2 separate regions of the Homo sapiens genome follow, and region 1 is linked to region 2. Evidence: chromatin loops called from intact Hi-C (ENCODE). Cell type or tissue: dorsolateral prefrontal cortex. All regions are shown on one strand. Links, peaks and the distances in the headings refer to the core of each region. The heading gives the core; the rest is flanking DNA.

Region 1 (5,395 bases), core at 71-5,070, 100 kb before region 2:
TCTTAAACCATTATGTTCTACAATATTGAGCTGTGGTTTTTAGATCTAAGACAACTTCCCTTCCCCCATGTATCATCCAGCTCTGATTTTTTTTTTAATCTCTCTTTTCTGTATCTAACAGGAGACATTGTCAAAACATCAAGCTTTTCTATCATGCAGGTCCAGATAAAGAGGGTTGGAGTGGATATGAAAGGATTCCACTGAGGTTGGGATGAAAGAAAAAGACGATCTAGAAATTTCAAGGAACTCTGCTATGTAAATTTACCTGAACATTACAAGATAAACCTGAGTGTCTAAGAGACTATCCTAATCTCACAGACATTTTAACCTGTGTAAACCCTCGATTTGCTGGAATGAACTTCAGTCATGCATTTGAGAACCCCCACTTTAAATATCGTAAAAATGTCATAATAATTTCAGATAAAAGGTTTCCATTTTTCTCCTTATGTTTATAAAACAAAATTAAAGACTTGTTTTTTCCTCTTTTTCATTTCAACCAACAAGGTTTTAAGGCCTGAAGAGCAATTATATTTATACTTTGCCATGTTTGGTTGAAAGTTTAAACTTGAAATAAAGTTGAGATTTATTGCACTTATGTTCTGCTGCAGTGTAATTGTTATTCACTTTCTGGAAGCCAAACAGAATCTATATCATGTTTTTGGTTTTTTACAAAAGCTTGATTCTATTTTTCTTCATTCACACGAACCCGACACATAAGTCCATCTAGAAGGTTTATAAACATTAATGTATAATTCAAAGTTTATTCTTACTTTTAACTGCTTGGGTGGTCAAGAATAAGGTTGATTCTTTTTTCTGTCTACACTAAGAAAGTATCTTTCACAAAGGATTTTGTCCTATTTGAAATGGCGATGGAGAGCTTATTTTGTTTGGAATTGGCAGTTTTTCTCCAGAGGGGTTACATTTCTAAAGTTATATGGCCATCCAAAAAAGATTATTACACTAGTCCAACATTGGCTGATTAAATTCTACAAAATCAGGAAATTAGGGTATATCACCAATATATTTTTTTAAAAAAGAAAAATATCAGTGTGCTAATTGCTTTTATTAAAAAGAAAAGAAAAAAACTAAAACTGAGGTTGCTTCTGTCAGAAAGGCTGGCGCCATGGTTGGGGAGGAAGTGGAAGAGAAAGGAAACTTATTGCATTTTATATAAGCCCTCACACTTATGTTTTTTTTTAATTTGTTTGTTTGAGACAGAGTCTCGCTGTGTCGCACAGGCTGGAGTGCAGTGCTGCGATCTCAGCTCACTGCAACCTCTGCCTCCCAGGTTCAAGCGATTCTCCTGCCTCAGCCTCCCAAGTAGCTGGGACTACAGGCATCTGCCACCATGCTCGATTAATTTTTTTTGTATTTTTAGTAGAGACGGGGTTTCACCATGTTTGCCAGGCTGGTCTTGAACTCCTGACCTCGTGATCTATCCACCTCAGTTTCCCAAAGTGCTGGGATTACAGATGTGAGCCACTGCACCCGGCCCCTCACACTTATTTTTAAAAATATATGTACACATTGATTTTATGTAATACTAATAAAGTTAGCATAATAACTACATAAAAATAATGATAAAACTACATAAAAAGAACATTTTACTGTCAAGTAAGGGTGTCATGATATTTAAGTGAGAACTGCAAGGTGCAAAAATAGAAATATTTTAAATAACCCAACTATAGAAAAACAAGTGTGTGTGTGTGTGTGTGTGTGTGTAAGTGTGTGATAAAATCTAGAGGCATACATGGCAGACTTCCAACATTCTGTATATGAAAAGCAGGATTGGCAGAAGCAGAGGAGAAATCGAAGGAAGGATTTATTTAATAGTCTATGTTGTATGAGTATTTCCATAATGAGAATTAACACAAAGTTTTCGTTATTTGCCGGACCCCCTTCTTAGTACTTTGCATGTATTCATGCATTTGCTAATGATTCACTCAATAATGAGTTAATTTACAGTTAATACCATTAAAAAACATTACACTGTAATCCCAGCACTTTGAGGGCTGAGGTGGGTGGATCACCTGAGGTCAGGAGTTTGCGACCAGCCTGGCCAACATGGTGAAACCCCGTCTCTACTAAAAATACAAAAAAAATTTAGCCAGGTGTGGTGACGTGCACCTGTAATCCCAGCTACTTGGGAGGCTGAGGCAGGAGAATCACTTGAACCTGGGAGGCAGGGGTTGCAGTGCGCCAAGATCACACCACCGCACTGCAGCCTGGGCAACAGAGCAAGACTCTATCTGGAAAAAAAAAAATTACCTATGGAACTTTTAAAGAAACATAAAGATCTCACCAAAATGTGGAAATTGTATGAGGTTTTTCTTCTTATTTTTTTTTTTAATCCCTGTGAGTATCCTTTTCAAATGTCTCTGTGCAGCTCTTGAGTTGCGTTACTATTGAGTATTGACATCTGCAATTTAGAGTTTTTATCATCTCGATGGAGGAAAGACAATTTTAAGAAATCCTCAGAAAGGGTTAAAGTTAAGTTGGTATTTCATGGCTATTTTATTCCATTTAATTTGATGTTTAACTGATGCAGCTAAACCAGTGGTTCTCAAAGTGTGGTCCCAATCTAGTAACATCAACATCACCTCAAGAATTTGTTGAAGGGCAAATAATCGTTGAGCTCCACTCCAGATCTACTGAATCTTAAACTTTGGAAGTAGGGCCCAGCAATCTTGTCATGAACAAACTCTCTGTATGAATCTGATGCAGGCTCAAGTTTGAAAACCACTGATTTAGAACAAGAAACATAATGTATTTATACTCCCTTATGTTTCTCTATGAGAAATTATATCAAGAAATAATAGGAAATAACAGTTTCTATTCAATAAAATTCCCCAATAATTTATTTGTGATTTATATTTCTATGCAAATAACTCCCAATGCTAAGATTTCTGTAATGCTTGTGCAGATGGCTTTTCTGTATCTGAACCAACTGTATCACAACAACGTCTTCCATTACCTATCTATGATCTATCTATCTATCTATCTATCTATCTATCTATCTATCTATCTAAGAAAGAGAGGGTTAAATTCTGCTCTTCTGGTATGCATTTTGGATTAGTAAATCATTTTTATTGACATGGCAAATAACATGATGACTGATGGACAATAGTGTCCATTTTTAAGCAATGTGAAAATCACTGCAAAAAACAGGTTACTTGCCATTCAAAGACATCAGTGAAAAGTTTTAGGCAAAGATAATGTGGATCTTAGTATGAACTTATATTTCTCCTTTAAGCAAAACATGAACAGAATTATATCCAGCAATGTCCCATTTCTTTATGTAGTTAAATGAATTCTCCTTGTTATTGTTTTGCTGCATGATAATTTAAGAAGTTGCCTCTGCTTTCTCTGTCTAAAACTATCATTTTTAAACTTTATTTTTAGTTGCTGCAACTTTCCTTTAATTATGCATTTTGGAAGCTGTAGTGGGTTGAACAGTGTCCCCTAAAATTCATGTCTTCTTGGAGCTTTAGAATGTGGCCTTATTTGGAAACAGGGCCTTTGCCAATTAAAGTGAGTTCACACTGGGTAAGTGTGGGTCCTAAATCCAAGACTGGTGTCTTTATAAGAAGAGTAGAGGACACACAGAGAAGAAGCCCATGCAAAAACAGTGACAGAGATTGGAAAGGTGCAACTAGGAGCCAAAGAAAGCCAAAGATTGCCAGGATCGACCAGAAGCTAAGAAGAGGCAGGGAAGAATTCTTCCCTACAGCCTTCAGAGGGAGTGTGGGCCCACCAACACCTTGATTTCGGATTCTACAATCCACGACTATGAGTGAATAAATTTCTGTTGTCTTAAGCCACTAAGTTTGTTGTAATTTGCTATGGCAACCCTAGGAAAACAATACAGATGCTGAAAAAAGGTAATAATAAGAATAAATTCTACAAAAGAGGAGCTTCTCTGGACTCCGGAGCCAGGTCTAGGAGTCTGAAAGTATCTCCAAGGAACTCTCAGGATTTCTCAGAAAACAACAGCTCCAGAAAAAGTGGGAACAATGCCCTTGAGCTTTCATTATTTGCTTTCAGCACGTCAGACACTACTTTTCCAAAACCTTAACAAAACACTTTAAAAGAAAAAATGGTTTTTTCTATTTTTACTTCCAAAGATAGAGTGCTTTCTTTCTCAAATCATTCTTAGCTAAACACCAGTTCCACAAGATTTTAACAGGAAGTCAATGAGAAGGAGAAAAAAAAGTTTTTAAGATCCCATTTCATGCTAATTCCCTCTCTCAGAGATTCTTATGCACATTGAGGGCCTAAAGGATTCTGAGGAAGAAGCTAGTTTATCTTTGGCTAACATAGGTTATACACTTTTGGAGAAATATGGAATGAAATTTGGGTAAACTCTGGAGAATGGAAATTAGACTGGAGGTTAGATGACTACATTTCTAGTGCTAGCTTGGCCACACATGACCACACAACCTATTCTACTCAAAACCTCTGTTTTCTTCTCTAAAGACAAGAGAATACCTTCTCTCTCCTTGTCACATAATTGTAGAAAGTTCAGCAATCATAGTTACATTGCTTTACTTTATAAAGATGCTTTAATCCACTTACAATACCTAGAATCCAGAATATTGATAATATCTATATTACTTATCTAAGAAAGCTGATACAAAATAACTGATTTACATAAAAGCACCTTGGAAAGTAAAAGGAAATATTATATAGATAGAAAATCAAATTTACTATTTGATTTACTTGATTCTTTTAATTTATTGATACTATGTTGGGAAGTTAAGAGTTTCTGTTTATAGATAATACAATTAAAAAAATCAATCTATACCTCCATTCCAATTCTGTATAAACGTGATGGCACTGCTGATGATAACATCTTTACCTTGTCAGTAATGTTTATAGAAGTGGGGACTCTTACAGTGTTGTTATTTTGTTTGTTTGTTTCTTTGTTTCACATCTTCCAAAGCATAGAAAAATGGGGGTATTTCCATTGTGTTTTAATTTTCATCCCTTTACATTTTATACTTTGTATTTTGCTAAGTGTATGTAACAGACTACTGGTTTTTAAGACTAGGAATAATAGCTACATTTCTGTGTTTGGGGAATATTAATGAGCACAAAGGGCAAACAAATCACTAGAAATTCTGAAAAACATTGTAAATTCTCCATGTTTACATGTTTAATAAAAATTATATGTTTATATAACAAATCCTATAACTTAGGCAGATGTATATACGTATATATACATAAAATATTGTATATGTATGTGCATGTGTGTGTGTGTATATATATGTATATACACACACAATGTTATTCTAGCCTACCATTGATCTGTGAAAAGAGATTGTTCACCACATCCTTCATATCACATTATAAACTGAACATTAAAGTAAAGGTATCTGACTCATAACAAGTGGAC
Region 2 (5,395 bases), core at 266-5,265:
GTCTGTCTCATATTGTACTTGGAAAAATGAAAATTAAAAAGGAACTTGGTGTTCAACATGGCTGAACATAATTTTTTAATTAAGAGTTTATCCATGAATACAGTACTCTAGATTTTTCCTAGAAGCTACCCAAATCAACACAAAATAACGATGACAAAAATCCAAAACAGTCAAAGCAAAATTTAACATTTATATTTTTCTCTAAAAATATTTCTATACTAAAATAATTCATGAAAAATATTGCTTGTATTTAATATACAAATTCATTCTATTATTTTTTCAAAATGACATATAGTTATTTTGACCTATAGAATCCATCAGGCACCAAGATTGGGGTAGATCCCTCTTAAAATTAATCTGTTTTATCATATACAATTTATTTATGAAAGTTTTCTTCTATTTCTACTTGTTTTTGTATAAGTGTGTGCTAAATTTTATCAAATGCTTTCTCTAGATCTATTCATATGTTTATACTTTTTTCTTTATACTTTAATGTGGAAAATTACACTGAGTTTTTTCTTAGTCTTTTAGATAATTCTGATGTAAAGGGGCATGACTTTTTTCCTTGGAGAAATGCTCAGTGCAACTGACGTTATGATTTGACCTGTTACTTTTTGAGATTAATTAAAAATTATCATTTCCCAGAGTATCATGAATGTTGTTCTAATTATTTAGAATAAATCCAAAGTAATTGCATATTTATAATGTGTTGACAATGTTTGAATTAAAGGCCCAGAATAGCCTTTTCCAAGATGTGTTCTGTTGATTTCTAACTTCACAGAATGCTCAAATTGACTTTCATGCTTATATACATTTGGGAAACAACACACACTAGATCTTAGGAATCTTAGGATTTACTTAGGAAATCAAAGTATATGTTAGCAGATTAAAGGTTCTTATAAGTTCTGTGGAATACATTTATTCATCTTTTTTACTGAAGGACCTCTTTCTTTGCAAACATTTGACAGCTTTTGAAGCCATTAACACACTTGCGGAAAGTTCTGTCTTTTGTAGATGAGGATTTTTGAAAAGCTTTATCAAGTTAGAGTTTATTAACTTGTGATAATCTGGAGATTTACCAAACCTATGCTTTCCTTTAAAATATATATAAAAATATAATTTCTGATTCTATAAAGAGTTTAAGACTATCTATATAAGAAGCAAAGACATCATTGAATGTTCATATCTAAATAATAGTTAAACTTCTATGTAGGCACAGGTGTCCCTTTTAACTATCTCTTATTTTTGCAAAAACAAATATTTTATTTCTAACTCTTTAAGCATAAGTTAAATTAAAGCCCCAAAAAACCACTTACTGAAGAGGAATGAAAAATAAATCATGACAAAAAAAGTAGGCTTTTAAAATTGCAAGTGGCAATTGCGCTTTATACATGTACAAAAGAGTTTAAACTTGCTATACCAAAACCTCATTTACCTGAAGTACAATAATTCTAAATTTTTAACAGCTTAACCTGCTAAAGGAATCTGGTGAAATTAACCTTTTTAATATCTGTGAAAGAGGATATAGAAATCAAATTAAAATCATGGAAGCAATAATTCAGTGAATACCATAATTTCTTTCTTCTTTTGTGACTACTTAATATCTTAATTAAAAATCTCTCTTATCTATTTGCAAAAGCATTTACAAACTCTAACATTGAGTAGCCTTACCCCAAGCCAGTCAATGTGCATGAACTGGAAGATGATTTGCAGATAGATAACTTTTAAATTGCTTCTTTATTAACTACAATAACACAAGGTATCTTTCATTTCTTTCATACGCAACTTCTTTCTGAGTCTTCCAATTCTTTGTCACCCTTCTCCTGAGGTCAGGGAAAATATGCAAGGTATTTCTGAGGAGAATGGTATGACTAAGCAAATCTTTAATCCATAAAGTTTTCTTGATCTTCTTATGTAATAATGGCATAAAAGAATGGAGACTAATATTTACTGAGCAGCTAATTGGTATAAACACCATGTCGGGAGCTTCCTATGCCTTTTAAGCCTTACAGCAAACCTCCAAACATCTCCATTTTGCTGATGAGCAAAAGTCTAGAAAGGTCATTCAGTAAATAAGTAGTGGGCTTGAACATGAAGTCAAATTCATCTTGCTCTCAACGCTATGTTTTTTCTACCCTGTCACTTGCTTTACTGTATGAAAATGTCTCGTTTTAAAGTGTACTTTAACATTTTTGGAATTATGGTCCTTCGATTAATACTTGAGATATTCTCTGCTTCCTTTACAGTGGAGAAAAATGAGGTTAATTATAGAAAAGACTCAACCCTTGATCATTAATCCCTAGTAAGAAGAAAAGGTGGGATTAGAATATATGCTTTTTTATTCCACATGCTGGTGTTTTTTGTTTGTTTGTTTGTTTCAATGTCTTGCTTCTTTAGGCATGCTTGCCCTGTTGTTTCCATTACCCTAGAAGGCCTTTATGCATATAAGCAAATCTCTCTATTATGTTAAATCTTCCTACCCACAATATTCCGTAGACTACCTTTTGTTACAAGCCATTTCATTGGATTCAGATCAGTCACTGAAACATGATCCTCCCATCAGTACCTGAAACTCATTTAACTCATGATGTGAACCTGACGCTAACTTTTGAAGAAATTCATTGTGGCCATTGGTACCATAAAAAATAAGAGAGTTTCAGCTTAAGTTCTAATGTTCTTATTTATTGTTTATGAAAGTTATACCCAATGTAAAGCAGGATGCTTGAGAAAAAAATAGAGCCAGAACAGTTAAAATTAATACATAACAAGATGGTACAAGGCCTCTGAGTTGAGTTAATCAATGCAGTTGATAACCCAACAGTAACTGCACTAGCAAGGTGGACATTTTAAAATGATTTAATTTTAAAAACTCAGACTTTTTGTTCCCTTAACTTCCAAATCACTGTATTTATATTCTTTCCTATTGTGATCCCATTTTATATTTTATTCTTCTTGAGCCTGCAAAATATTACAATAAATTTTGATGTTTACTCCTCTTTTGCAAAGATAGCCTAACAAATAATTCTTGATTTATTAAAAAACAACAAACCAACAACTGAGAACAATACTTCATTGTGCTTTGTCCTTTTTGTTGTTGTTGTTATGAAGGGAATGTAAAGCACTCTGTTTTGAAATGAATAGATGAATGATAATGTGCTCTTCAATGGGACACTGTCTCAAAACCTATTTTATCTCCGTGACTGGGATCTTCTATGTGCCTCAGTCAGCTGGTTGATCAGCACTAGGTGCTGGGACAAGAGCCAGCCTGGCCTAACAAAGGAGTATGGAATTGCCTTGAGCTCTCAGGACCAGACCAACCATTTTTGTATCACTCAACATAGATGAACAATACAGAAACTGACCCCAGATTCATCACTTTACAACCCTTTCAAAATATCCAAATAAATAAAATGTCTCCATTTACTCAAATGTTTAGTTTTAAAATACAGATTGTATTGAAAAAGTCTGATATATTATTTTCTCCATAGTACATGTTGCAAACTAATTTTTTTTAGCAAAAATAGCTAACACTTAGTGAATATATACTTTATTCTAAGCACTCTCCAAGCTGCCTTCTCACTTAATCTTCACATGAACCCAATTAGTACATACTATTGTTATTAAGGTTGTTAAAATGGGAAAAGTAAGGTGTGGAAAGGTTAACATGACATACCTAGGGTTTCATGGCTAATATGAGGATGAGTCAGATTAGAAACTGGTAAGTATGGTATTACAACCTATCATTTATTATTTCATTAACGTCGTCACGCTTACCATGCTGGCTAAATTAAGTTATCTGAAAGACTATTTTGTTCTTATAAGAGTGTTGGCGCTATTAGGCAAGAATATTTTCTTCCTATGTAAGACTGAGCTGGAAAAAGGGGATTCAGAACTGTAATCATCGAGGAAACTTCTTTTCCTAGGTTATAGGGAAAGAGGAACAAAACATTGCTGGAGTGTCCCTGTGAGAACAAGAGACAACAAGACAACAAAGTGAGACTTGACTTACTCTCAGAGACCCCCCCTTCCTTGGAGTCAGGGCCAGCAAATTCTTAGAAATTAAACCGGCTATGTGCTCTCATAGCACAAGCAAGCCAAATGACATGGTAGCAGCAAGCAAAAAAGAAATGTATTTTTTAATTGTTTATTTGTTTAAATTTTATTTCAATCACCTTAGGAGTACAAGTGGATTTTTGGTTACATGGATGAGTTGTGGCATGGTGAATTCTGGGCTTTAAGTGTACCTGTCACTCAAATAGTGTATGTTGTACCCAATCGGTAATTAAAAATGAAATATATTTTTAAAACATTTTCCCTGTGAGAAGCTTGAATAAATCAAAACACAAACAATTCGTGTCAGAATTGTTCTCTAGCACAAAAGGGATTTGCCAGATATGAAGGTAGGTCACTTTCTGGAGATGGGACAAAGCCTACATATATACACAAAACCTTTCAAAACTTATGTGTGTATATATATATATATATATGTGTGTGTGTGTGTGTGTATATATGTATATATATGTATAATGTATATATATAAGTATATATGTGTGTATATGTACACCTATATATGTATCAGTATACATATATCAGTATACATATATTTATATAGAGTTTATATATGATATATATACTAATATAATAATATACTGATGTATTAGTATATATCATATATAATATGTATACTAATATATTAGTGTATATATCTTATATAATGATTATATGTTAGTATATATAAGTATATATTATATATATTAGTATATATATTAATATATATTATTAATTATCTTCTGCAAACCTTTCTAAGTTGCTGCATGGATTCTGTAATTCCGGACTTCTTTTCCCCTTTACTGTCAATCCTAAGGCAACAGGAATACTTAACAACAACAGTTATTTTGAAAGGATGCTTCTTGGCCCTTCTCGCTAACTGCTTAAATCATTCCTCTGTGTTAAGAAATGAAAAAAAAAATCCTTACTCAATTCCTGGTGGTTTCTAGTTGATTGACTTCTAATGAGCTATCTGGCATCAGCAGCTCCATGAGGCTGAAAAGATTTTTCCCATTCTCTGATTTAGGCCAGTCTTGCGTTCAGTTTGAACATTTTTGCATAGCTCATTCAATGCACGAAAATGAATATAGACCACAAAGAAATGTTCTTTAAAAACTATGTCAGAGACAAAGATGTCTTATATCATTTTTAATCCATCACTACAAATAAATATAAATGGGCTGGGCGTGGTGACTCATGCCTGTAATCCCAGCACTTTGGGAGGCCAAGGCAGGAGGATCACTTGAGGTCAGGAGTTTGAAACCAGTCTGGCTCGTTTCACCCTGAAACCCCATCTGTACCAAAAAATACAAAAAATTATCCAGGCGTGATGATGCATGCCTGTAGT

Evidence for each region. Peaks named below come from ENCODE experiments on the same cell type or tissue, not always from the same donor. Only the 100,000 strongest peaks of a DNase experiment are listed, where the experiment ranks them.
Region 1: it touches region 2 in a loop (2.5-fold over the local background); 1 of 110 quality-filtered maps calls a loop at or near these places.

Annotation. Positions count from the first base shown.
Region 1 is chr17:70,501,922-70,507,316 of GRCh38, forward strand. LOC124904100 (a long non-coding RNA gene) reads left to right here. Exons shown (of 2, transcript XR_007065977.1): 2 at 122-596. Among named protein-coding and RNA genes, the nearest start is that of KCNJ2, 340 kb to the left of the region's middle. In dorsolateral prefrontal cortex, for the core only: no CTCF peak of the experiment used is centred there; no DNase peak of the experiment used is centred there.
Region 2 is chr17:70,606,532-70,611,926 of GRCh38, forward strand. No RefSeq gene overlaps it. Among named protein-coding and RNA genes, the nearest start is that of KCNJ2, 440 kb to the left of the region's middle. In dorsolateral prefrontal cortex, for the core only: no CTCF peak of the experiment used is centred there; a DNase peak (open chromatin) is centred at 3,250; H3K27ac peaks cover 5,000 bases.